Linked DNA regions of Homo sapiens: region 1 is linked to region 2. A link is an interaction called in ENCODE POLR2A ChIA-PET data of the cell type or tissue named here. Cell type or tissue: HepG2. All regions are shown on one strand. Links, peaks and the distances in the headings refer to the core of each region. The heading gives the core; the rest is flanking DNA.

Evidence for each region. Peaks named below come from ENCODE experiments on the same cell type or tissue, not always from the same donor. Only the 100,000 strongest peaks of a DNase experiment are listed, where the experiment ranks them.
Region 1: POLR2A ChIA-PET joins it to region 2 with 7 read pairs; 9 of 35 experiments call an interaction of 5 or more read pairs at or near these places.

What each region holds. Positions count from the first base shown.
Region 1 is chr20:3,121,426-3,136,343 of GRCh38, forward strand. It overlaps UBOX5 (U-box domain containing 5), which reads right to left. Exons shown (of 5, transcript NM_014948.4): 2 at 1,887-1,981; 3 at 1-1,159. The coding sequence starts at 1,940. UBOX5-AS1 (UBOX5 antisense RNA 1) reads left to right here. Exons shown (of 7, transcript NR_038395.1): 6 at 14,578-14,733. Among named protein-coding and RNA genes, the nearest start is that of UBOX5-AS1, 22 kb to the left of the region's middle. In HepG2, for the core only: no CTCF peak of the experiment used is centred there; a DNase peak (open chromatin) is centred at 1,736.
Region 2 is chr20:3,215,731-3,227,910 of GRCh38, forward strand. ITPA (inosine triphosphatase) reads left to right here. Exons shown (of 8, transcript NM_033453.4): 6 at 2,787-2,902; 7 at 6,111-6,187; 8 at 7,636-8,130. The coding sequence ends at 7,732. It overlaps SLC4A11 (solute carrier family 4 member 11), which reads right to left. Exons shown (of 20, transcript NM_001174089.2): 20 at 11,692-12,126. The coding sequence ends at 12,057. Among named protein-coding and RNA genes, the nearest start is that of ITPA, 12 kb to the left of the region's middle. RefSeq lists a silencer at 2,872-3,141. In HepG2, for the core only: no CTCF peak of the experiment used is centred there; DNase peaks (open chromatin) are centred at 7,291 and 9,461.

The sequences.
Region 1 (14,918 bases), core at 1-4,000, 100 kb before region 2:
CTTTCATTTTCTTAGCAGTGTGCTCTGAGGTAGTGGGTAAGACCAAAGGGCTTGTGGCAGAAAAACAGGAAGCATTTACACCAAAGTTACTGTCTGGGACATGTTCAGCCTGCTCTATCTTCCTTTTCTGAGAGGGCAGAACAATGGAAGAAGGGATCACTGCCAATGCCGTCTGTGCTCTCCCAAGCAGGTGGCAGCCAGGGATGGAGTGCTGGAGCAGGAAATGGTCAATCCGGGCCTTGAGGGAGGGGTGAGGCAGGGGCTGAGAGTGCGGAGTAAAAGCTACCCCCGTGAAAGGGTCACTGGGCACTCGGCCCCATGTGGCTTCACTGCGGTTACACTTCTCCAGTGTGCTCTGGTCGATGACCTTGCCTGAGGGCAGCAGCATGGGACAAGGCATGATCTCCAGGGTGATGGGATCCAGGAACTCCTCAGGCACATCCTGAATGATCTCGGCCAGCTTCTGCAGGCTGGAGGGAGCCTGCTGGCTCTCAGGCTGGTCCCCAGGGTCACAGTCACTTTCCATGGGCAAGGCTGGAGCCTGCAGAGCCACATCCTGAGGCAGGTTCTCTGAGGTGACCAGCAGGATGCTGTCTATCACTTCCTGGGAGCAGGTCTTGGCCGGCTGACCCCACACTTCCAACCGCTTGATACAAGGGATACCGCCGCCTGTCACATGGGTGATACAGATCCTTAAGTGGGCCACGTGGCTAAGGGAAAGAGCCCCTTTATTCCAGAGCTCCTGGGCCACAACAGCAGGGGAGGGGAGTGTGGCTTCCATCGCGCCAAAAGGGGGCCTGGCCTTGAAGCCCCTGTGGCTAAACACCACTTGGCTCTGGTTTTTCAGTAAGACTTTGCCTACCAAGGTGAACGCCTCCTTGTCTGGGACAGATGGCTCAGCTGGGCCCAGGGTCCGGCACTGGGGCGTATTCCAAGACACTCTGCTAGATGAGGCAGATGTGTACATTTCCAGGCCAGTGACGTTCTGACCTCCCCCAGCTGTGAGGTCTATGTTGATCCTACAGATTTCCACATTAAAGGGAAATGAAACTGTCACATAGACTGGTGGCTTAATGAAATACTCTGTCCTGAAACCATGACTTCTCTTTGTGAGATCTTCAGAGATGAGATTTTCTACTTCGTAACCATCAGCTGATATCTAGATTTAATAAAAAACACAAGATACAATGATCCAAATGAAGACAACTTGTCACTTGTAAGAAAACTCTTAAGCCTGAGGTTCCTCGTTTTAAAATTTCCTCTATTAAACTGAATTGTCCCAGATCAGGGCACCCAAGATCAGATCAAAGGCCAAGGGCAATTGTCCCAGATCGGGGCCCCCAAGTATTGCCCAACCTTAAAAATATGAGCAACTGAGCTGGGCATGTTGGTACACACCTGTAGTCCCAGCTACTCAGGAGGCTGAGGCAGGAGGATCCCATTAGCCCAGGAGTTAGATAGGCCTGGGCAACATAGCAAGACCCCATATCCCTTTTCCCTGCCAAAAAAAAAAGCAAGCAACAAAATCCTGCCCAATCCAACCAAAACTCCCTTCAAAACAGTATCTGGGGAGAGAAGTGCAGGGGAGAGAAAGTATTTCTACCTTTGCTATGACTTTGACGAGACTGGAGATTGATCATCAAAGAACAAAGAGCACAGTGAAGAGGACCCTGCACAAAATGAGTCACAGCTCACCTCACCATGGCGCTGTGTGATTCTAGAGGTGAGCCTGCCCCATGCTTACCTAAATACCATCTGATGGAATCTAAAGTAACAAGAGCAAAAGTGCAGTAAGCCTGAATCAAATCCACACACACAAGGCAGGAAATGATGAAACACATGACAAACATAGCATATATTTATGTGTATATATTTGTTTTGTTTACCTTGTTGCAGTGAATTCTTGGTCTGAACTGTGGGAGGCAAAGATTTATTACCATCTTTGTGGCTGAGAGGATATCTTCCAAGCATCAGAAGCAGCCTTAAATAAGAAATAAAACTATGTATTAGAAAATGTAAAATTCAATTCTAAACTTTCAGAAGTTGATTCTTAAGAGAATCAAACAGGATGGCAACAAAAACTTGAACACACACACTCTCACGGTCCACACTGACTTTCCTTATATCCTATACATGATGTTGGGGAAAAATTAGTCACTGAAAAATTATAGAGAAGACTTCTATGGCAGGCTCAACAGGTTGGCAAAGACTGCCAGTTCTCTGGCCAACAGCTGTTCCAAAGACCCAATGGAGGCAAGGCCCATCAGCTGTGCTGGGGGTTGCCACAGGAAGGGAGTGGCAAAAGTATCTGAGCTCAGAGAAAGGACAGAGTGTTCGGAATGGAAAGGGTCATAAAAAATAATTATAGTGGTGGTAAGCATCCTTGTCATTTAATACTTGTCAATGCAATTATGTTTTCTTATTAAAATGAAAACAATGAGTCAAAAACATCATTATTGAGACATAGAAAATTTATTAGAGGCCAGGTGTGGTGGCTCATGCCTGTAATCCCAACAATTTGGGAGGCTGAGGTGGTAGGACTGCTTGAGCCCAGAAGTTCAAGACCAGCCTGGGAAACATAGCTGGTCTTGTTGTAGAGACCCCATCTCTACAACAAAACGTTGTAGGGATCTTGCTATGTCTGATATGCACCTGTAGTCACAACTATTTGGGAGGCTGAGGTGGATCACTTGAGCTCAGGAGTTCAAGGCTGCAGTGAGCTATGATCACACCACTGCATTCCAGCCTAGGTGACAGAGTGAGACCCTGTCTCAAAGGAAAAAAGAAAAGCCTCTCCCCTCTCCCCTCTCCCCTTTCTTCGGTCTCCCTCTGTTGCCGAGGCTGGACTGTACTGCCGTGATCTCAGCTCGCTGCAACCTCCCTGCCTCGGGCTCCCGTGATTCTCCTGCCTCGGCCTGCCGAGTGCCTGCCTTGAGTGATCTGCCCGCCTTGGCCTCCCGAGGTGCTGGGATTGCAGACGGAGTCTCGTTCACTCAATGCTCAATGTTGCCCAGGCTGGAGTGCAGTGGCGTGATCTCGGCTCGCTACAACCTCCACCTCCCAGCCGCCTGCCTTGACCTCCCAAAGTGCTAAGATTACAGCCTCTGCCCGGCCGCCACCCCATCTAGGAAGTGAGGAGCCTCTCTGCCTGGCCACCCATTGTCTGGGATGTGAGGAGAGCCTCTGCCCAGCTGCCCCATCTGGGATGTGAGGAGCACCTCTGCCCGGCCGCCCTGTCTGGGAGGTGAGGAGTGCCTCTGCCCGGCCGCCACCCTGTCTGGGATGTGAGGAGCGTCTCTGCCCGGCCGCCCTGTCTGGGAGGTGAGGAGCGCCTCTGCCCAGCCGCCACCCCGTCTGGGATGTGAGGAGCGTCTCTGCCTGGCTGCCCCATCTAGGAAGTGAGGAGCGCCTCTGCCTGGCTGCCCCTTCTGAGAAGTGAGGAGCGCCTCTGCCCAGCCGCCCCGTCTGGGAGGTGAGGAGTGCCTCTGCCTGGCCACCCATCATCTGGGAAGCGAGGAGCGCTGCTGCCCGGCCACCCCGTCTGGGAACTGAGGAGCGCCTCTGCCCGGCCGCCCCGTCTGAGAAGTGAGGAGCACCTCTGCCTGGCAGCCACCCCATCTGGTAAGTGAGGAGCATCTCTGCCTGGCCGCCCCATCTGGGAAGTGGGGAGTGCCTCTGCCCGGCCGCCCCGTCTGGAGGTGAGGAGCGCCTCTGCCTGGCAGCCACCCCATCTGGGAAGTGAGGAGCGCCACTGCCCGGCTGCACCATCTGAGAAGTGAGGAGTGCCTCTGCCTGGCAGCCACCCCATCTGGGAAGTGAGGAGTGCCTCTGCCCGGCTGCCCCGTCTGGGAGGTGAGGAGCGCCTCTGCCCAGCCGCCCATCATCTGGGAAGTGAGGAGCGCCTCTGCCCGGCTGCCCCGTCTGGGAGGTGAGGAGCGCCTCTGCCCAGCTGCCCCGTCTGGGAGGTGAGGAGCGCCTCTGCCCGGCCGCCCATCATCTGGGAAGTGAGGAGCGCCTCTGCCCGGCCGCCCCGTCTGAGAAGTGAGGAGTACCTCTGCCCGGCCGCCCATCATCTGAGAAGTGAGGAGTGCCTCTGCCCGGCCACCCATCGTCTGGGAGGTGAGGAGCACCTCTGCCCGGCCGCCCATCGTCTGGGAGGTGAGGAGCGCCTCTGCCCGGCCGCCCATCGTCTGGGAGGTGAGGAGTGCCTCTGCCCGGCCACCCCGTCTGAGAAGTGAGGAGCGCCTCTGCCCGGCAGCCGCCCCGTCTGGGAAGTGAGGAGTGCCTCTGCCTGGCCGCCCATCATCTGGGAGGTGAGGAGCGCCTCTGCCCGGCCACCCCGTCTGGGAGGTGAGGAGCGCCTCTGCCCAGCCGCCACCCCGTCTGGGAAGTGAGGAGCGCCTCTGCCCGGCTGCCCCGTTTGGGATGTGAGGAGCGCCTCTGCCTGGCCGCCACCCCGTCTGGGAAGTGAGGAGCGCCTCTGCCCAGCCGCCCCGTCTGGGAAGTGAGGAGTGCCTCTGCCTGGCCGCTGTGCAATCTTCCAAGTGTGAAGTGACAGCCTTTCTGCAGGTGTACCCAATAGCTCCGAAGAGACAGCGAACATCAAGAACGGGCCATGATGACAATGGCGGTTTTGTCGAAAAGAAAAGGGAAATGTGGGGAAAAGAAAGAGAGATCAGATTGTTACTGTGTCTGTGTAGAAAGTAGACATAGGAGACTCCATTTTGTTCTGTACTAAGAAAAATTCTTCTGCCTTGGGATGCTGTTAATCTATAACCTTACCCCCAACCCCGTGCTCTCTGAATCATGTGCTGTGTCAACTCAGGGTTAAATGGATTAAGGGCGGTGCAAGATGTGCTTTGTCAAACAGATGCTTGAAGGCAGCATGCTCGTTAAGAGTCATCACCACTCCCTAATCTCAAGTACCCAGGGACACAAACACTGCGGAAGGCCGCAGGGACCTCTGCCTAGGAAAACCAAAGACCTTTGTTCACGTGTTTATCTGCTGACCTTCTCTCCACTATTATCCTATGACCCTGCCACATCCCCCTCTCCGAGAAACACCCAAGAATGATCAATAAATACTAAAAAAAAAAAAAGAAAAGAAAAAGAAAAAAAAAAGAAAGGAAGGACAGAAGGAAGTAAGTTGGGCAGGGACAGAAAGAAAGAAAAAGACAGAGAAAGAGAGGGAGGGAGGGAGTGAAGGAGGAAGGGAGGGAGGGAGAGAAGACAGAGAAGGAGGGAAGAGAGAGAGGGAGGGAGGGAAGAAAGGAAGGAAAAGAAAGAAAGAAAATATTAGGGTTGGAAAGCACCTTAAAATGACATCTAGGCCTGGCACGGTGGCTCATACCTGTAATCCCAGCACTTTGGGAGACAGAGGCAGGCAGATCACCTGAGGTCAGGAGTTCAAGAGCAGCCTGGCCAACATGGTGAAACTCCATCTCTACTAAAAATACAAAAAGCAGTTGGGCATGGTGGCAGGCACCTGTAATCCCAGCTACTCGGGAGGCCAAGGCAGGAGAATCACTTGAACCCGGGAGGTGGAGTTTGCAGTGAGCCGAGATTGCGCTACTGCACTCCAGCCTGGGCGACAAGAGCAAAACTCCGTCTCAAAAAAAAAAAAAAAAAAAAAAAAAAGGACATCTAATGCAAGTAGTCATTTTAATGGCCAATTCCAATGGCTTCTGGTAACTCTGTGGAGAAGGAGGGAAGCCACTGAAAACACCCCTCGCAGTGGCAGACCTCTCCAGTGGAACTCAACTCCTTGGTGAGGCCAGCCAGCCATTTATGCTTTTCTCCCTGACAGTCGTGGCCATGTAAAATTGTTAGCCCGACAGGGATAGGGTCACCCTCTGGGCCCCTTTTGCTGTCAAAATCAGTAGGAGCCACTTGCAGGAGCCAGGCATACTAAGCGTCCTGCAACATCTGAGTGGATAGTTGCTGCACAGTGAAGATCTGTCATGGGCCTTGTAAATGTCTATTATCTCAGCTTAGCCCCTAACTCAGTTTTACATATTAACACAAAGTATTTTTAAACATGGTTTTCATATATGCTAAATTTTCTAGGAGGGGAACTTCCATGTAAGCCAGAGGAAGGTCATATATTGTTTTGTTCAGACCTTTACCAAGAGATGCCCACCATTTCTGAAAATCACATCACCGAGAGCAAAGCTCTCCACCTCGGTCAGTCTGCATTTGTAGCAGTCTGCATTCCACATGCGCTCCTGCGTGATGGTAAAAGCTTCTGAATACTTCTTTATGCCTTCTAGTATGGTCACACCCAAACATTTATACACGAGAATAAATTTTATTATCATACCTAAAATTTTTTCCTTTAAAGTACTGTTAGGGCATTCTGTGTGTTGGTGGGGGGAGGGTGTGTATGTGTGTGTGGACCTACACACATTAGCGTGTGTACATAAGTAGGTTATACTATTTGGCTTTAAGTTCATCATGATAGAAGAAACATGAATCTCATGGGGTAGAAAGCCCCTGGCCTAAAGCCTCCTGTTCTTTGTGAGCCTGTGTTGAAACTCCTAGTGCTTCCCACTTTGAGGCACATACACCTTTGCTTTGCCAGAGAATTTTAGAATCTGGCCTGGCATCCACATGGACTAAAGTTTCTACAATTCCTTTTCTGAAAGATTATATTAACAATGTCTCCAGGCTTCTGATACCTTTCGTGTTCTCCACGATAAGTAAAAACAAATGAAGTATCTGATGCATTGTGTCTACAAATATCCTCAGAAGCCCTATAGTTACCTCTTTTTGGCCAGGACACCAGAACTCATTTAGAGCAGCATTTCCCCCAGCTTCCCTGCCCAACTAGCATAGTAGCTTCCTGTCGGTTTGTTTTAAATGTAAAATTAAGCCATTCACTTTAATTGAATATAGAACCATTAAAATAAATATATAGCCAAGCCAATGAAATAAAACATTCCTCCTTGGAAAAGCAAGCCTAGGATGCCAAAGGAAAGCAGACAATATGCTACTGACATAGATGATGACACTAGAGACAGACATATGCAGAACGGTGCTGGCCCCAGGCAGATGGCTGAGGTTGGGGCCCTGGGACTTGAGAGGGTTTTCTTTTCACTGCTCCAGGCAGTTCCCTCTTCCCCTCTTGGCCCTGACAGAAAGCCAAGAAAAAACAAAGCCGGGCGGAGTGGCTCACACCTATAATCCGAACACTTTAGGAGGTTAAGGTGAGAGGATCACTTGAGCCCAGGAGTTCGAGATCAGCCCGGGCAACACAGCAAGACCCCGTCTCTACAAAAAAATAAAAAGATTAGTTAGGTGTGGTAGCACACACCTCTAGTCCCAGCTACTTGGGAGGCGGAGGCAAGAGGATCACTTGAAGCCAGGAGTGCAAGGTTACAGTGAGCTATGACTGTGCTATTGTACTCCAGCCTGAGTGACAGTGAGACCCTGTCTCAAAAAATAAAGTAAAATAAAATAAGAGTTCTTCTAGACTTAAATGTGGTTATTATGCTCTATGATATAGAAATGTGGAAACCTTGACTGCCCTTTCCAATATGTGTTAGATCAGACCTGAAATTAAGGAAAATCTTGGTATACCCTTAGCTACTTCTTCCCACCTCTGTGTGGAAGCGAGTCAGCCTTCTGTTCAAGCATCTCAGCTCATGAGGCTTCTCCACCCGCGTCAGGGGCTGTCAACTACCCCAGTCAACTACAAAAGCATATGGACCTAACCCTGACCAGACACAGACTACCTGCTCTCCACAGCACTCATCAAAATATAAGTTGAGGGAACATTTACAGAAGAGTGTTCAGTCCAGCCCCGTTACATGCTCCTTGGTGCTGGTCCAAGTAGCTTCTCTTGCCTCTTGTCTGGCACTCCTCGTGGCTGCTGCAGATCTTATCCCACACCACTATCTGACAGATTTCTTAGCAGTTTTGATCCTCACCAGTTGCAAAAATAAATGTAACACATTGATAAAAATTCAGTGGCCGACTTGTGACGATTCATAGGACACCAGAGTAGCAGGACATATCAGGTGATAACCATAATTTTAATCTCTAAAATATACCACTCCATTGAGCTGACCCTCAGACCAGTGCACCGGCCTATCCTCATGTTCATCCCAGCCACAACCATCACCACCCTCACCACCCCCTGCAAATACTCTTCACCAAGCTACTCATTGGCACTGTGTGACAAGGAACTTCAATAAGAAACAGCTCTTTAAAGTCAGTTACTGTTTTGTTTAGTGGACAAAATGATCATTGTCTGTTCTATATGGTATCCTCTCTTGGAGACCCATAAGAAAATTTTCTCTTTGGTCTCAGTACTAGAAGAGTTGTTTATCGCAAGCAATTCAATATTTTATGGTATGAATATGGATCACATTCCTTCTTGACTCTGGCTGTTAGAAAGCTCCGAATAAAATCTGTGGCCCATCCCTCAAATTTCTCCCTACCTGAATTATTTATTTTTATATAATAGAGCATAATATGTAAGGTAGCTTAAAATAATTTTGGAACAAAGTGGGGTATAAATATGCTGGGCATAGGGGCTCACGCCTGTGATCCCAGTACTCTGGGAGACCAAGGCAGGAGGATTGCTTGAGGCCAGAAATTTGAGACCAGCCTGGGCAACAAAGTGAGATGCCATCTCTACAAAAAATTTTAAAAATATTAGCTGGGCATGGTGGCATGTGTCCGTAGTCCCAGCTACTCAGGAGTATGGCTTGACCCCAGGAGTTTGAGGCTACAGTGAGCTATGATCACACCACTGTACTCCATCCAGACTGGGTGACAGAGTGAGACCCTGTCTCCAAAAATAAATAAATAAATAAATAAATAAATAAATAAATAAATAAACAAACAAAGAGGGTGGGGGGCATAAATAATTCTCCTTTTGGGAGACATTTAGGTTGTTTATGCCTTTTTTTTTTTTTTTTTTAAAGACAGGGTCTCACTATGTTGCCCAGGCTGGAGTGTAGTGGCTATTCACAGGTGCCATTACAGTGCACCACAGCCTCAAATTCGTGAGCTCAAGCAATCCTCCTGCCTGAGTGCCCCAAGTCCTGGAACTACAGGTATGGGTCACCAAACCCAACTTGTTTGCAACTTTTTACTACTACCTTAAGATCAAAATCTTAAGTAGATTTTTGTCATTATTTTTTCCTTTAGTACAATTTTCACTTTTTTACTCAAGGGGTCCTACATGTTTCTAGTTAAGGTTGCTATTTATGAAAGGTTCTTCTTAACCCATTAATTTTTCTAACTGGTCATTCCTATATAGGAAAGCTTTTCACTTTGGTATCTTTACTATATGTTCAGCTGTCTTATTGAACTCTTATTGATTTTAACACATTTTCAGTTGTTTTTGCTTTTTTTTTTTTTACAATCCTATTATCTCAATAATGAGAATTCCTTTCTCAAAATGGTAACTCTTATTTCTGTCTCTCATTTACTGCATTAGCCAGAACTTCCGGAATTACACAAAACAGTAAGACAGTTGCCATCCTCGTTTGTGCCCATTAGAAAATGCCTCTTTGGGCCAGGCGCAGTGGCTCACACCTGTAATCCCAGCACTTTGGGAGGCCGAGGCGGGCAGATCATAAGGTCAGGAGTTCAAGACCAGCCTGGGCAATATGGTGAAACCCTATCTCTATGAAAATACAAAAATTATCCAGGCATGGTGGCGTGAGCCTGTAGCCCCAGTTACTCGGGAGGCTGAAGCAGAAGAATCGCTTGAACCTAGGAAGCAGAGGTTGCAGTGAGCCGAGATCATGCCACTGCATTCCAGCCTGGGCAACAGAGTGAGACTCCATCTCAAAAAAAAAAAAAGAAAATGCCTCTTTGAACATAATGTTGATTGTTAGATTGAAATATCATCTTTATGTTAATAAAGCATTCTAATTTTCATATTTTTTGAAGTCAGGAATATGCTCTGAATTCTGATTTTTCTCTATATATTGTCTTTTATTATTTATCTTATCTGACAGACTAATGGGATACATTAACACTTTTTTCTAATTTTAAACCATCCTTTTTATTCCCAGGAGAGATTCTATTTGGTTGTAGCATATTGTTCTTTAAATGTACTGTACTACTGAATTTATTTTGCTCATATTTAATTTTAGATGGGATATTATTGCACATTCATGGAACATTTGCAAGCCCTGTGCTAGGCACTGGAGTATAGAGATAAAAATGAAATGGCAGTGAAACTATTCTGTATTACACTGTAATGGTAGATACATGACATTATACATTTCAAAACCTATATATTCAAAACCTGTAATTCAAAACCTATAGAATTATACAACACAGGCTGGGCGTGGTGGCTCACGCCTATAATCCCAGCACTTTGGGAGGCAAAGGCGGGCAAAGCACTTGAGGTCAGGAGTTCGAGATCAGCCTGGTCAACATGATGAAACCCCATCTCTATTAAAGATAAAAAATTAGCCGGGCAAGGTGGCGGGCACCTGTAATCCCAGCTACTGGGGAGGCTGAGGCAGGAGAATCGCTTGAACCTGGGAAGCAGAGGTTGCACTGAGCCGAGATCGAGCCACTGCACTCCAGCCTGGGCAATAGAGTGAGACACTGTCTCAAAAAAAAAAAAAAAAAAAAAACTGGGCGTGGTGGTTCACATCTGTAATCCCAGCACTTTGGGAGGCCAAGGCGTGAGGATCAGTTGAGGCCAGGAGTTCGAGACCAGCCTTGCCAACATGGTGAAAACCCGATGCTACTAAAAATACAAAAATTAGCTGGGCATGGTTGCGCATGCCTGTAATCCCAGCTACTCTGAAGGCTGAGGCAGGAGAATCACTTGAGCCCAGGAGGCAGAGGCTGCAGTAAGCCGAGATCACGCCACTGCACTCCAGCCTGGACAACAGAGTGAGACCCTGTCTCAAAACAAAACAGAACAAAAACAAAACACAAAGAATTATACAGCACAAAGAATGAACCTTAAATTATAAACTTAATAATAATTAATCAATATTGGCTCATTAGTTATAAGAAATGTACCGCACTAAGATGTTAATAGCATTAATAATACTCAATTTTTAGGTAAATCTAAACTGCTCTAAATTATAAGGTGTATTAATAATAATAATAACAAAGAAATGGCTGGGTGAAACGAGGCGTGATTGGTCATGCCTGTAATCCCAGCACTTTGGGTGGCTGAGGCGGGCAGATCACTTGAGGTCAGGAGTTCGAGACCAGTCTGGCTAACATGGCGAAATCCCGTCTCTACTAAAAATACAAAAAATTACCCGGGTGTGGTGGCAGGTGCCTGTAATCCCAGCTACTTGGGAGAGTGAAGCAGGAGAACTGCTGGAACCCTGGAGACGGAGGTTGCAGTGAGCCAAGATAGCGCCACTGCACTCCAGTCTGGGTGACAGAGTGGGACTGTCTCAAAAAAAAAAAAAAAAGAAATGGCTGGGTGGGGTTGTGTACACCTATAAATTCCAGCACTTTGGGAGGCCAAGGCAGGGGGATTGCTTGAGGTCAGAAGTTCAAGGCTAGCCTGGGCAACATAGCGAGACCCAGTCTCTACAAAAAAAAAAATTAAATAATTAATAATAATAAAGAATGATTGGGGGAAAAAGTGATTGAAAACAACTCAGGACTGAAGATCAAATTGAAATATGCAAATTGAAACGAATGAGTGTGTTGTCACAGGAGAATGGCAGATCTTTTTTAAAAATATCTTACAAATGATATGTTTCTGTGGGAAACAGTGATGTCCAAACAGTAGGATTCCGTAAGAACCTGGTTGCTATCAAAGTCTTTAATAGGTATAATCTCATCATCTATCTTGTTCCAATACCCTGGACTTTTAAGGTCAGATGCCTTCTGCCTTAACAGAAAAAAAATAATGGCTCAACATATGAAAATGCAAACAGCCTAGCCCAGAAAGACGGCCTCCCTAGTCCTGCTGAGGAAATGGCCATGTAACTTGAACTCACTGCAAACACTGTCCAGTACTTACAAAGCATAGCCACTTTCTCCAGATGTGGCATCTAAGTACAAGAAAGACAAGGCTTGAGTATAACTTAATCTAAAACCTCAGATTGTGGCTAATGTGCCCTGCTTTCAGAGAAGTAGCTTGGAGACAGATAATAATGGCATTGTAAGATGGCAATACAGTTTATAAGAAAAAAAAAAGAATATAAAATAGTAGACACTCTTGTACCTACCACCTAGATTTAGCAAATGTTAACATTTTGCTATGTTTGCTTCTGATTTCAGTGTTAAAAGCAATATTTAAAAGATAAAAACAAAACCCAGCACCTATCCTATTTCCTCTCTCTTTTTGCCAAGGGGTAAGCTCTTTTTTTTTCTTATTTTTTTTGGGGGGGGGAAACAGGCTCTCACTCCCATGCCCAGGTTGGAAAGCAGTGGTGCAATCTCGGCTCACTGCAACCTCAACTTCCAGGGCTCTGGTGATGGGTATTCTCCTACCTCTGCCTCCCGAGTATCTGGGACTACAGGCGCGCACCACCACATCCGGCTAATTTTTGGGGGTTTTTTGGGTAGAGATGGGGTTTCACCATGTTGCCCAGGCTCTTCTCAAACTCCTGGGCTCAGGCAATCCACCCACCTTGGCCTCCCAAAGTGCTGAGATTACAGGTGTGAGCCACCTTGCCCGGCTAAGGTAAGCTTTATCTAATGTTGTCTGTCATTCAAATCAGTATAGGTATGCATATATATATATAAACTACATATAGTAGTCATGTATTTTAATATACCTTAATGATAATATATTATGTGTATCATCTTGCAACTTGCTTTTCCATTAAGCATTATATTAAGGTTTTCCATATTGAAATGTTTACATTTGGTGTATTCATTTTAACTTCCTCATATTTAATTGTATGACTAAAACAGTTTCTCCACTGCCCTATTACTTATGTTGTTTAAAATTTTTTACTATGAAAAAAATGCTGCAATAAACATTCTCTACAAATCTTCTTGTGGGAAAAATAAGAAATGAAATGAACGGCCTTCTCTGTGAGTCATGAGACAATAAAGACTTCTTTCTAACAGTGATTATATAATAGAATATATGCTTGAACCCGGGAGGTGGAGGTTGCAGTGAGCTAAGTTCGCACCATTGCACTCCAGCCTGGGTAACAGAGTGAGACCCCATCTGAAAAAAAAAAAAAAAAAAAAGGCCAGGCGTGGTGGCTCATGCCTGTAATTCCAGCACTCTGGGAGGCCAGACAGGCGGATCATCTGAGGTCAAGAGTTCAAGACCAGCCTGGCCAATATGGTGAAACCCCATCTCCACTAAAAATACAAAAATTAGCCAGGCATGGTGGCGGGCGCCTGTAATCCCAGCTACTCGGGAGGCTGAGGCAGGAGAATCACAATCACTTGAACCCGGGAGGTGGAGGTTGCACTTGGCCGACACCGTGCCACTGCACTCCAGCCTGGGCAACAAGAGCGAAACTCCGTCTCAAAAAAAAAAAAAATTTATATACATAATATAAAGGTAACAGAGCATTCTGCGGATGACACAGTAAGGAAAGATAACCTAGATCAATGTTTTTCAATTTGTGGTTTTTGGAATCAAGTAATGGGTTAAAGAAAAGAAATAATTAGAAGAGAATACAAAATATGAAGGTGCAAATAGTATGGATATGTCATGAAATTGTTTCAGTTTTGTACAAATATATTTAACAAATGCATGTATATCATCTAATATAAAATGCATTTCTTATTGTGACTTGATAAAAAAAATTTTTTTAAAAAAACGTTGGTCAAAAGTTTTGACCAAAACATTGGTCAACTCAGGGGAAAATTCACAGGAGTAAACATGTGAACTTAGGGTGACTAGGACACATGCCTGATCTCATGGACAACTCTGAAGAGGGACAGACACTCCATATTAATGCTACCACAGACTGTAGACTACAGGAGCCAAGAGGTGAGAACATGAACAAAAGAGAAGGAGCCCTGGGGAAAGGGATCAGGAAGTGTCAAGGCACAGAGGAGGGAAGTGTGAGGCTGGTTCAGGAGATGCTGAACATGCCACTTAGCTATGGAGGTGGAGTAGGAGCCACAGCTGGGAAGGCAAACGGAGCCGGATGAGGAAGGCCTTGAACGTCATGCCAAAAAGTTTAGACTACTTCACTTAGTAGGCTGAGGTAGTGTTTCCCAAACTGCAGGTTGAGAATTAAGAACTTAAATTACCGAGCCATAACTAGTATTTTTAAAAATTAAGTAGAATAGAAAATGTCAGCATGCACCACATACAAGGGTGAGCACTGTTTTGTGAAAGTTTTGTTTCAGTTACATATATATGTGAACACACAAACACACGCAATTATTCATTTGGGGTTTTGATGTAAAAGTTATTTCTTACTAAAGGTTGTAGTTAAAAAAAAAAAAGTTGAAAGCTACTGGTCAGAAGTAAGTCATCGGTGAATCATTATCAGTATCAGTAGGCTGGTTATGAAGTTCTAGTATAGCTATGCAAGATGTTACAGCCAGGCACGGTGGCTCACACCTTTAATCCCAACACTTTGGGAGGCTGAGGTGGGTGGATCAGAGAGAGAAATGACACTAATGAAAAGTCTGCTATTAACCTCCTAGATGACAACAGCAATTCTGAACCACTTAGAGGCAATTCACCCTTCAAGAGGTCAATTTCCCTTTTCTCTGGCTGATGTGTTCCCCACTATCTTTTCTGTACTACATGAGGGGCTCCTGGCAAATGGCTTCCTGAAGACATCAAAGATGAGTACCAAGGTACTAACTACTTAGGAATAAACTGGTAATCCCATTTTTCCTTCGGCATTTTCTTCCTTTAGTTTTTCTCTTTTTATTCTTTTTTTTTTTTTGAGGGAGGGGCATTCTTCAAAAGGAGGAAAATGAACTATGTATAATGTATTACTGAGCATCTCACAAGGATTTCAAAGCTACTTTCTAAGAGA
Region 2 (12,180 bases), core at 5,478-9,477:
GCTGGAGTACACCGGTGTGATCTCGACTCACTGCAACCTCTGCCTCTTGGGTTCAAGCGATTCTCCTGCCTTAGCCTTCCAAGTAGCTGGGATTACAGGCGCCCACCACCACGCCCTGCTAATTTTTGTATTTTTAGTAGAGAGGGGGTTTCACCATGTTGGCCAGGCCAGTCTCGAACACCTGACCTCAAGTGATCCGCCTACCTTGGCCTCCCAGAGTGCTGGGATTACAGATGTGAGTCACAACACCCAGCCTATTTGTTTACTTATTTATATTTTTGAGATGGAGTCTCACTGTCGCCCAGGCTGGGGTGCAGTGCGTCAATCTCGGCTCACTGCAACCTCTGCCTCCCTGGTTCAAGCGATCCTCCTGCCTCAGCCTCCCAAGCAACTGGGATTACAGGCATGCGCCAGCACGCTGGCTAAGTTTTTTTTTTTTTTTTTTTTGAGACAAAGTCTTGCTCTGTCGCCCAGGCTGGAGTGCAGTGGCATGATCTCGGCTCACTCCAACCTCCACTTCCCGGATTCAAGCGATTCTCCTGCCTCAGCCTCCTGAGTAGCTGGGACTACAGGCACGTGCCACCATGCCCAGCTAATTTTTGTATTTTTAGTAGCGTTGGGATTTCACCATGTAGGCCAGGATGGTCTCAATCTTCTGACCTCGTGATCTGCCTGCCTCGGCCTCCCAAAGTGCTGGGATTACAGGTGTGAGTTACCATGCCTGGCCTTTTTTTTTTTTTTGTGACAAGTTTCACTCTTGTTGCCCAGGCTGGAGCGCAATGGCACGATCTCGGCTCACTACAACCTCCGCCTCCCGGGTTCAAGTGATTCTCCTGCCTCAGCCTCCCTAGTAGCTGGGATTACAGGCACCTGCCACCATGACCAGCTAATTTTTTGTATTTTTTGTAGAGGGGTTTCACTATATTGGCCAGGCTGGTCTCGAACTCCTGACCTCAGGCGATCCACCCATCGCAGCCTCCCAAAGTGCTGGGTTTACAGGCGTGATCCACTGAGCCCGGCTTAATTTTTGTATTTTTAGTAGACACGGAGTTTCGCCATGTTGGCCAGGCTAGTTTCAAACACCTGACCTCAGGTGGTCCCACCTCGGCCTCCCAAAGTGCTGGGATTACGGGCATGAGCCACCACTCCCAGCCTATTTTATTTTTTTGAGACAGAACCTCACTCCATCGCCCAGGCTAGAGTGCAGTGGTGTGATCTTGGCTCACTGCAACCTCTGCCTCCTGAGTTCAAGTGATTCTCCTGCCTCAGCCTCCCAAGTAGCTGGGATTACAGGTGCCCACCACCACGCCTAGCTAATTTTTGTATTTTTAGTAGAGACAGGGTTTCACCACGTTGGCCATGCTGATCTCGAATTCCTAACCTCAGGTGATCCACCCACCTCGGCCTTCCAAAATGCTGAGATTACAGGCATGAGTTACCGCACCCATCCTTATGTGCTTTTAAAAACACTTTACATTATAGAGCATTTCAAACCTGCATAGTAGAATATCATAATAGGATAATGGGCATAAATATATACAGTTATTATTTGTCAATTAAAAAAAGCATAGTAGAATAATGAACCTCAGTTGCCATCAACCAGCTTCCAGGGTTATCAGCACGAGGCCTATTTTGTGACATCTGTAACCCCCCTTATTTTTCCTCAGTCCAGTATTTTAAGGCAAATCACAGACATCATATCATCAGTAAGTTCTTCAGCTTGTATTTATTTTTATTTTTATTTGTTTTAATTTTTTTTGGAGACAAGGGTCTCCCTGTGTTGCCCAGGCTGGAGTGCAGTGGCTCAATCTCGGCTCACTGCCCACCATCAGGGCTCAAGCCATCCTCCCACCTTAGCCTCCTGAGGAGCTGGGACTACAGGTGTAAGCCACCATGCCTAGCTAATTTTTGTGTTTTTTGTAGAGGTGAGGTCTTGCTATGTTGCTGGGGCTGATATCAAACTCCTGAGCTCAAGCAACCCACCCGCCTTGGCCTCCCAAAGTGTTGGGATTACAGGTATGAGCCACCGAGTGCAGCCACTGTATTTCTAAAAGGTGAAAAATTTAAAAACTGTTAAACAAGTAAACTATAATCATTTTAAAATACTACATAATCATTTTTTGGATTTCCTTGGTTGTAGAAAAAGTGCCTATTACAGTTGGTTAGTTTTTGTGGGTTTTTTTTTGTTTTTGTTTTTTCTTTCCTGAGATGGAGTCTCGCTCTGTCGCCCAGGCTGGAGTGCAGTGGCCCGATCTCGGCTCACTGCAAGCTCCGCCTCCCTTGTTCACACCATTCTCCTGCCTCAGCCTCCCGAGCAGCTGGAGCTACAGGCATCAGCCACCACGCCCGGCTAATTTTTTTGTATTTTTAGTAGAGACGGGGTTTCACCGTGTTAGCCAGGATGGTCTCGATCTCCTGACCTCATAATCTGCCCGACCCGGCCTCCCAAAGTGCTGGGATTACTGGCATGAGCCACCACGCCCGGCCTACAGTTGGTTAGTTTTGAATCAGGAAATCAAACAAGGTCCACACTGCATTGGCTAGTTTTCTGACTTTAAATAAAGCCTTGTATCGTCAGCCTGTGCCAGAGGGAAGCGAGAATGCCCAGAGACTTCCATTTCAAGCCTAGTCCCACTGCCTTGGGCTCTGCCGCCCCCGCTACCCCAATTGAGACCTAATTTCCCCTTTTAGGGAATTCCTCCCTCCCCACCCTTAGTGGGCGTCTTGGGAGTGGGGGTGGGAGTTGGCCATTAGGGATGCACTGAGCCCTCACTGCCCACCCGCAGGTCTCCACCAGCTCCTGGCCGGGTTCGAGGACAAGTCAGCCTATGCGCTCTGCACGTTTGCACTCAGCACCGGGGACCCAAGCCAGCCCGTGCGCCTGTTCAGGGGCCGGACCTCGGTGCGTACCCACCTTGATGCAGTTCCCGCCGCGCGCCGCCAGGGGGTGCCGCGACCCGAGCCGACCGCCCCGAGTCTGCGGGAGGGTGGTGGGAGGGGCGCCTTGGGGCCAGAGATATCTGTGCCTTGCTGAGAGGCTCCCCTGCGCAGCATAGGTAGAAGTGCTGTGGATCCTAGGAGGGTGGTGGAAAGGGTTCCCTGGGGCCAGAGTAGTTGCCTACGCCTTGCTGAGGGGTGCCCCTGGGCAGGACAATGGAAGTGTTGTCAATTCTGAAACCTGTTTGACCCCTGAGGCTGTTGTTTCAGGGAAACAGTTGGCTAACAGCTCCTGAGGCCTGATAGACCCAGAAGTGCAAACTGAAGGTGACAATTCCCAAAGCTATTTTTTTCTGTTTATTTTATTTATTTATTTATTTTTTGTTAGTGAGAAACCACACTTGGATCAAAGCTACATCTATAGCCCAGACTTCTCTAACCTCAGATTTCCTTATTCAACTGCCAAGGTGCTTGACTATCTCTCAGCCTTTCCAGCTTTTCATGTTTATGTATAATAGAATCTTAATTCTTTTTTTTTTTTTTTTTTTTTTTTTTTTGAGACAAAGTCTTGCTGTGTTGCCCAGGCTGGAGTGCAGTGGTGTCGTCTCGGCTCACTGCAACCTCCGCCTCCAGGGTTCAAGCATAGAATGTTAATTCTTGGCCAGGTTTGGTGATTTACACCTGTAATCCTAGCACTTTGCGAGGCCCCAGCGGGAGGCTTTCTTGAGCCCAGGTGTTCAAGATCAGCCTGGACACCATAACAAGACCCCATCTTTGCAAAAAATTTTAAAATGAGGCCGGGCGTGATGGCTCACATCTGTAATCCCAGCACTTTGGGAGGCTGAGGCGGGCGGATCACCTGAGGTCAGGAGTTCAAGAACAGCCTGGATAACACAGCAAAACCCCGTCTCAACTAAAAATACAAAAAATATCTGGGCATGGTGGCAGGCACCTGTAATCCCAGCTACTGGGGAGGCTGAGGCAGGAGAATCACTTGAACCCAGGAGGCGGAGGTTGCAGTGAGCTGAGATCTCGCCACTGCACTCCAGCCTGGGCAACAAGAGTGAGACTCCGTCTCCAAAAAAAAAAAAAAAAGAGGCTGAGCACAGAGGCTCACACATGTAATCCCAGCACTTTGTGAAGCAAAGGCAGGAGGATTGCTTGAGGCCAGGAGTTTGAGACCAGCCTGGGTAACATAGCCAGACCCTGTCTCAAAAATAAATAAATAGCCGGACATGGTGGTGCACACCTGTAGTCCTAGCTACTTGGGAGGCTGAGGTGGGAGGATCACCTGAGCCTCGGAGTTTGACGGGACAGTGAGCTATGATCGCACTCCTGCACTCCAGCCATGGAGTGACGGAGTGAGACCCAGTCTCAAAAAAAAAAAAAAAAAAACAAACCTTAATTATTTGCCCAAACTTATTCCTTCCGTGAGATGTATTCAACACCCCCTACTGCCTATCACTGCTCACGACAGCCTCCACCTCCCAGGCTCAGGTGATCTCCCACCCTGGAGAGTAACTGGGACTACAGGCGTGCACCACCACACCCGGCTAATTTTTGTATTTTTGGTAGAGACAGGGTTTCACTATGTTGCCCAGGCTGGTCTTGAACTCCCGACCTTAAGTGATCCGCTGGCCTCATTCTCCCAAAGTGCAACCTCCATCTCCTGGGTTCAAGCAATTCTCCTGCCTCAGCCTGCCGAGTAGCTGGGATTATAGGCGTGAGCAAAAAACATTTGTTGCGTGGTTGAGGTTCAGTAACTGGCCTTAGTCACGCAGCTCCTCACGGCAGAAGCAGAATTTGCCTTTGGGTCTAAATTACTTGGCATCTATGTGACTAATCCCAATCATGTACCACCTCCGTTGTATTTTTTAAAGAGTAAAAAAAAATGTTTTTGAGACAGGGTCTTGCTTTGTCACCCAGGCTGGAGTGTAGTGGCATGACTACCGTTCATAGCAGCCTTGATCTCTCAGGCTCAAGTCATCCTCCCACCTCAGCCTTCCGAGTAGCTAGGACCTCAGGTGTGAGCTACCACATCTGGCTAATTAAAAAAAAAAAAAAAATTGGTAGAGATAGAGTCTGACTGTGTTGCCCAGACTGGTCTCGAACTCCTGGGTTTAAACCATCCTCCCTCCTCGGCCTCCCCAAGCGCTGAGATTACAGGCGTGAGCTACCACACCTGGTCCCTTGTATTTTTTTCAGTTAGAATCTTTTGGGTTTTTTTGTTTGTTTTTTGGAGTGTTTGTTTGTTTGTTTGGAGTGTTTGTCTCTGTCTGTCGCCCGGACTGGATCACAGCTCACTGCAGCCTCGACCTCTTGGGCTCAAGCAGTCTTCCCACCAGGTAGCTGGGACTACAGGCTTACACCACCAGGCTAGGCTAATTTTTGTATTTTTTGTAGAGATGGGGTTTCGCCTTTGCCACGTGGCTCAGGCTGGTCTCAATTTCCTGGGCTCAAGTGATCTTCCCACCTCAGCCTCCCAAAGTCCTGGGATTACAGGCATGAGCCACCGCGCCTGGCCAGATTTTCTTTTTCTTTTCTTTCTTTTTTTTTTTTACTTTGATAACAACATGACATTTCATGTCACTGGATTACAATTTGTTCTTTTTCTAACATTTTCACTGTGGAATTTCCCTACTACAGCCAGTACGTATTGTACTCACTAATGTGTTCATGAAGTGGGGAGTTGGGTACCTGCTTCCTGTTGCGGTGTTTCATCTTATTGTTAAAGTCTTCCTTGTATTTTCAGGAACGCTGTCATAGTAGCCGGCATCTGGCTTGTCCACGGAGTTCAGGGTACTTAGCTTCCTATTAGGAGAAAACGTTTTCTGTCTATCTTTCTTTCTGTCTATCTTTCAAAGTAGCCTCATTGTTCTTCAGTGATGTCCCAATTTGTCCCGGGTGTGGCTGGCGAGGGCGCGTGGCCCCGGAGGTGCTGGTGGTCCTGTGGGTCCATGCCTCCTCCCTGTGTGTGAGGGAAGAGCTGCCCCGCTCTGCTTTTTATTGTATTCAGCAAACATTTGCAGGTGCTGTAGGGGCCTTGCAACTACATTTTGCGTAAGTTGGGTCAAATCAAATTCACAGACTCACCAAACTCATACTGGCCACTGCCCTCCTCGTGCTTGTCCTCTGGACCCAGTTACACACCTGTCCCCCCTTTCCTGTGGCAGGGCCGGATCGTGGCACCCAGAGGCTGCCAGGACTTTGGCTGGGACCCCTGCTTTCAGCCTGATGGATATGAGCAGACGTAAGGAGCCCTGCTTTTCTTCCCTGGGGTGTGGGGTTGGTACAGCCATGGTTTGGGTTGGGCCAGTGCCCCGCCCAAGTGCAGGCATGCGGATATGGGCAGGGGAGGCTCCCAGGGTGCTGTTCCAGCCACAGGCAGCTCTGCTGGGGTGGACACTAGGAATCTGGGTGGCCCAGTCCATGGTTGGGGAGGCAGCCAGATGGCACTGAGAGTCCTGGGCTCTAAGGCTCCAGGTCACCCCACATCAGCTGTGTAGCCAGTGGTTTCGCCTTTCTGGCCTTGGCTTGTAAGCTGTACATCTGACTTTTTTTTTTTTTTTTTTGAGATGGAGTTTCACTCTTGTTGCCCAGGCTGGAGTGCAACGGCGTGATCTCAACTCACTGCACCCTCTGCCTCCCAGGTTCAAGCAATTCTCCTGTCTCAGCTGAGATTACAGGCACGCACCACCGTGCTCAGCTAATTTTTGTTATTTTTGTTAGAGACGGGGTTTCACCATGTTGGCCAGGCTGGTCTCAAACTGACCTCAGGTGATCCGCCCACCTCGGCCTCCCAAAGTGCTGGGATTACAGGCGTGAGCCACCGCGCCTGGCCACATCTGACAGTTTTATGGCATCATTTTCTGACCCCCATCTAGGTTGGGAAAATGTCCAGGCTTTTGCAGCCTCTGGTGGGCACTATTTTATGCCCTCCAAGTACCAGTTGTTCTCTGTAGTTCGCACAAATCGCCCCTTGTTCACACAAGGCACGGGCCATTGTTGGAATCAGGCTTTCCAAGCTGGAGGGGCCCTTAGGGAGCGCAGTGTGAGGCCCCACAATAGCCCCAGCAGGGGTGAGGACATTGTGGAACCAGCCACTAGCCATATGGGGCTGTGGAGCACTTGCGTGTGGTGAGACCCAGAAACGGAATATTTCTGTTCAGCGTTAATTCATTTAAATAGCCACACCTGGCTAGTGGCTACTGGCCGCCGTCTTGCACAGAGCAGTCTGCAGGCCACGGGCGGGGTATGGGATTCTCACCTCACTGCGGTGCTGGCATGGAGGTCGGGCCCCTGGCCAGCTGTTCAAGTGCTCCCCCGCCCTCAGCGCATGAGAGGAGACTGCTGTGTTTGCTCTGTCAGGCCCCACTGCTTCCTGTCAACAGATGACAAAGCTGATCAAACATGCAGCTCATCCCCCCCTGTCCCCAGCTTCCCTTAATGACTTTTGGGCACACTAGAGCAAGTTTAATACCCCTCCATGCTCATTCATGGGGGTTTCTGCCTACAGGGGAATTGAAAACTTTATCCGATTTTTAAAAATTCACTGGCTGCCAGGAGCTGCTGGGCCCCACTCCCCTTTCCTTGGGGTCTGTGAGCTTTGGTCTCCAGGGATGAGATGAGGTAGGGTTGGGAGGGGGTGCACTTCCTTCCTGAATCTGGGCTCCCTGAGCTGCTACTGTCACCCCTCAGGTACGCAGAGATGCCTAAGGCGGAGAAGAACGCTGTCTCCCATCGCTTCCGGGCCCTGCTGGAGCTGCAGGAGTACTTTGGCAGTTTGGCAGCTTGACTTCTGCAGCTGGAGGAGGCCCCTCAGGCCGGGGATCTGGGGAGGGCTAGCCCAAAACCTCCCGCATCGGGCAGGCACCCCCTGAAGTACTTCCTTCAGGGTTTCCCCTTTGTGAGGGTGTCGAGTAGCCTCACCGGCCTGTCTGGAGGAGCAGCTGGCTCTGCTCTGAGAAACTCTGGCAAGTGGACGCCATTCTCTTGCCCTTAGGATTCACTGCTCTCTCCTACAGCCGCCAGGCCTGGGGTCCTGAAAGGACCTTGGGTGGTAAAGCTGTACTTGGTGGGAGTGAGGGCGTGGGGAGGAACCATGCAAATCGCCTTCCATGGTTTTTAAATGCAGTAAATAACATTTCTGGATGAGACTTGTTTCCAAAATAAACCAGCTATATCTGTTTTGAACCCTGCCCCAGGCAGGTGTCTGTCTCAGTCTCCTTTGGCAGGTGCAGGAAGTTTTTTGGGTGGGGGTGGGGATGGGGACACGGGCAGCACCGTGTGGAAGGCATTCGGATGCCACTGTGAGCTGGAGTGTTACGTCTCCACTCGAGTTCTTGCCTCATTCAATGGCATGGATTGCGGGCTGACCTCCACCCTGGATCCATGCTGCCCCCCACCCGCAGGTAGTGCCAGGGCCTCCATGAAGCCTTGCTGGGTTGGGGGCTGGGTAGTGTGGCACGCCCAGTGCTTTTGCCTTATGCTGTTACACATCAGAGCCGCGAAAATGTTGGTTTACAATTACAATGGCCAGTTCATTTTTATGGTGGGGAGGGGCTGGAGTCCTCGACCCCACTCGGCGTGATCGCCACAGTTCAGCCTGCGGGCTGCAGGCCCCTCGGGAGGCCCTGCTTATGCCACACGCCCTTACTCTGTGCCCTGGCGAAGCCATTCCCTGGAAGGGACCTCTCCAGGTGGCTCCGTTGTCAGAGTGCTCAACCCCAAGGATATTCAAGGGGGGCGTGATGGGCTCAGGCTGGTGGGGCACCCCCAGGCTTGCTTCTGTGCCCACAGGCAGCTCTGGAGAGGCCCCTGCCGTCCCTGTGACTCCATCCAGCAGGACGGCCCTGGGTGAGGACAGAGTGTCATTCCTTCACTCCCCTCTTGCCTGCAAGCCCCGGCTGGGTTAAATCCCCAGGAGGTGCTGCGTCCCTGCCCAGCCTCCTGAGCCTCCTTGTGGGTGGGAGATGTCTGGCTGGGCCTCAGACATGGGGTGCTGGGGGCCTGCCTGCTCCTTGCCAGTTGATCATGGATGTAGCCCCCCTGTGCAGGGAACACCCAGGCTACTGATGGGGGACTCCAAAGAAGAATCACATGCTGCCTGGGTGGGGTGGGTACATAGGCTTGGGGCAGGGCACCTCTCTGTGTTTCCTGTTCAGCTCCTCCAGAATTTTGTCCTGGGTGCACACAACACTTTCTGGCCATTTTTTTTACTTTAGCTACCTGTGATACTGTGAAGTATATATCTGGTTCCAGGCAAGGTGGCTCACACCTGTAATCCCAGCACTTTGGAAGGCCAAGGTGGGAGGATCGCTTGAGCCCAGGACTTCATAACCAGCCTGTGCAACATGGCAAAACCTTGTCTCTGCAAAAATACAAATATTTGCTGGGCATGGTGGTGCGTGCCTGTGGACACAGCTACTCAGGATTCCGAGGTGGGAGGATCCCGAGCCTAGGGAAATGGAGGCTGCAGTGAGCCGTGATTGCGCCACTGCACTCCAGCCTGGGCAACAGTGTGAGACCCTGTCTCATTAAAAAAAACATGTGTATTTGGTCTTTGACCCCTTTCCTAGCAAACAACTTTAAAATCCTCAGAAACTCCACACTGATGTCTTTTTGTGTGCTAATGAGGTGGCTGGCAGCATCTAGGTAGCTTGGTTATGGAAAGACCAAGACAGGACTAGAGGACTGGGACTTTCGGTCTCCACCCCCCGCCACACCTCCAGGGAGGGGCAGGGCTGAAGGTTCAGTTGATAACCAGTGGCCAGTGGTTTATTCAATCATGCCTGCATAATGAGACCTCCATAAAAACCCAAAAGGCCAGGGTTTGGGGAGCTTCTGAATAGCCGACCATGTGGGGGTTCCTGGAGGGTGACACCCCGGGGAGGGCACACAAGCTCTGTGCCCCTTCCCCCACACCTCGCCCCGTGCATCTCTTCATCTGAATTCTCCGTAATAGCCTTTTTAGTAAGCCAGTAGGGTGGGGCTGAGGCCCTGGGCCCATTCAGCTCTTATTCATCACTGGGAACTCCATCAATGCCCAACCCTTAAAAAATAAAAAAATAAAAAATTTAGGCTGGGCTTGGTGGCTCATGCCTGTAATCCCAGCACTTTGGGAGGCCAAGGCAGGCAGATCACTTGAGGTCAGGAGTTCAAGACCAGCCTGGCCAACATGGTGAAACCCCGTCTCTACTAAAAATACAAAAATTAGCCAGGCATAGTGGCAGGCACCTATAATCCCAGCTATTTGGGAGGCTGGGGCATGAGAATCGCTTGAGCCCAGGAGGCGGAGGTTGCAGTGAGCCGAGATCACGCCCTTGCACACTGAGAGTGAGACGCTGTCTCAACAACAACAAAATTATTAAAACCTGCTAAATATAAGTAAATGTTTCCCTGACTTGTGAACCACTCTAGCAAATTAATTGAACCTAAAAGAGGAGTCGTGGGAACCCCAAGTTGAAGACAGTGTGTCAAGTTCTGCAGGCCCAGACCTCAGACTGGTGGGAAGTTAGGGGTGGTCTCGTGGGACTGAGCCCTCAACTTGGGGTTTCTGAAGCTACCTCCTGGCAGGCAGCAGTTAGGTTGAATTGAATTGAATTGGTGGGCACCCAGCAGCTGTCCCGTGACAAATCCCTCGCGTGGTCACAGAAGTCTTCTGGGTTGACTGTTGTGCACAGTGAGAGCGGAGGAAAACGTTTTGAGTTGGTTTCTCCACACTCGCTACCCGTCCCCAGACAGCAGGGTGGAGAGCATGCTCATACCCACCTGGATTGGTTCTCGGGGCCCTGGGGGCTCCTGATCTCCCACTCAGCACCAGGCTACCCAGTGTAAGGTGGCGTCTCATGTGGGCTTACGTTTCTCTAATTACCAAGGGGTCTGAGCACCTCTCGCTACTCCTGTTACGGTTGGGCCTCCTTCTTCCCCTGTTCACGGCCTCTGCCTCTTCTGTTGGGGCTGCTGTCCTTTGCTGGTTTGCAGGAATTCTTTGCATATTTCAGATATATTTTCAGTTTTAGATGCAGCCAATCTCTTCTGTCGGCCAACTTAGTCCATGGGGCATGTGTCAAGCCAGTCCAGGAGGTGATGTGAGCCCCAGGTGTTCCTGCTGACCACTGATGCTGCGCACCCGGCACTCCCCTGAGCCTCAGAGCCATATTCCCTGTTGTCGGCTGCCATTGGGAGACCCTGACCCACCAACAAATGAGCAAGCCAGAAACACTGCACCTTCTCCCTCCGTCAAACCATTCCCACCCCGTGTCCTGCCGTCGGCAGTCCTCCCACCTCCCTCCATCGCCACCAGTGCTGCCCCTGCCCTGTAAAATCCAGGATCCGCACAACAGATGGGATGGTTCACAAGTGCTCCACACGAAGCCTCGGCCTCCCGGCAGGCAGCTTTCATCTGAGAGTCACAGGGCCCTTTGCTGTCACCCTGATGGTCCCTCCCGCCCCACTGCTCTTCACCAGCCACAGCGCCTCAGTGGCCCCAAGCCCTCGCTCCTCTGGACCCTTGCACATGCTGTTCCCAGAACGCTTTCCCTGCAGGTCCCTGGAGAAATGGCCATGCGAAGGCCTCCTGGATCTTCCATGTTTCACTGTTGGGCCAGCACCCACTGTGCGACGTTGGAGGTGACAGACCACAGGTGGCACTCCACAAACTCTGTCCCTTGCATTCCACTTCCCCAGGGAGGGCTTCCCCTCCCCAGAGTGGGGGTGGAGTGGCAGTAGCAGGGACACAGGTGGCACATAGGAGCCTAGAAACAGGAGCTTTATTCTCTAATGTGCGTCCAGCAAGTTCCTTACACAATCAAGGAAATGGTTTCTCTTTCAGGCATCGACTCTTTTATCAAAAGAAAATCCATCCTGCTCAGTCCCACCCACCCTGGGCAGAAGCTGCCCTGAGCAACGCTCTTGGCCTAAAGCTAAAGGATAATGGGAGAGGGGTGGGCACATACCACTGCACCCCTACAATGCCCAGATGCCCCAGGCCTGAGTCAGCCATGAGAAGGCGCAGCACAGAGCAGTCACCCACACACCTACACCTCCCCTCACAGCTCCAGAGCCAGCCTGGGAGGACGTGGAGGGCTGGCGAATGGGGCGTGGGCAGGGTCTGCCAGTCAAGGCCTGTGCTCAGCGTCCATGACATCCAAGTACTTGGCTTCAATGATTCGGGGCAGCAGGATATAGCTGTGGGGAGGGAGGGACAGGAGGATGAGCCTGGGTCAGAGAGAAGGCAGTGGA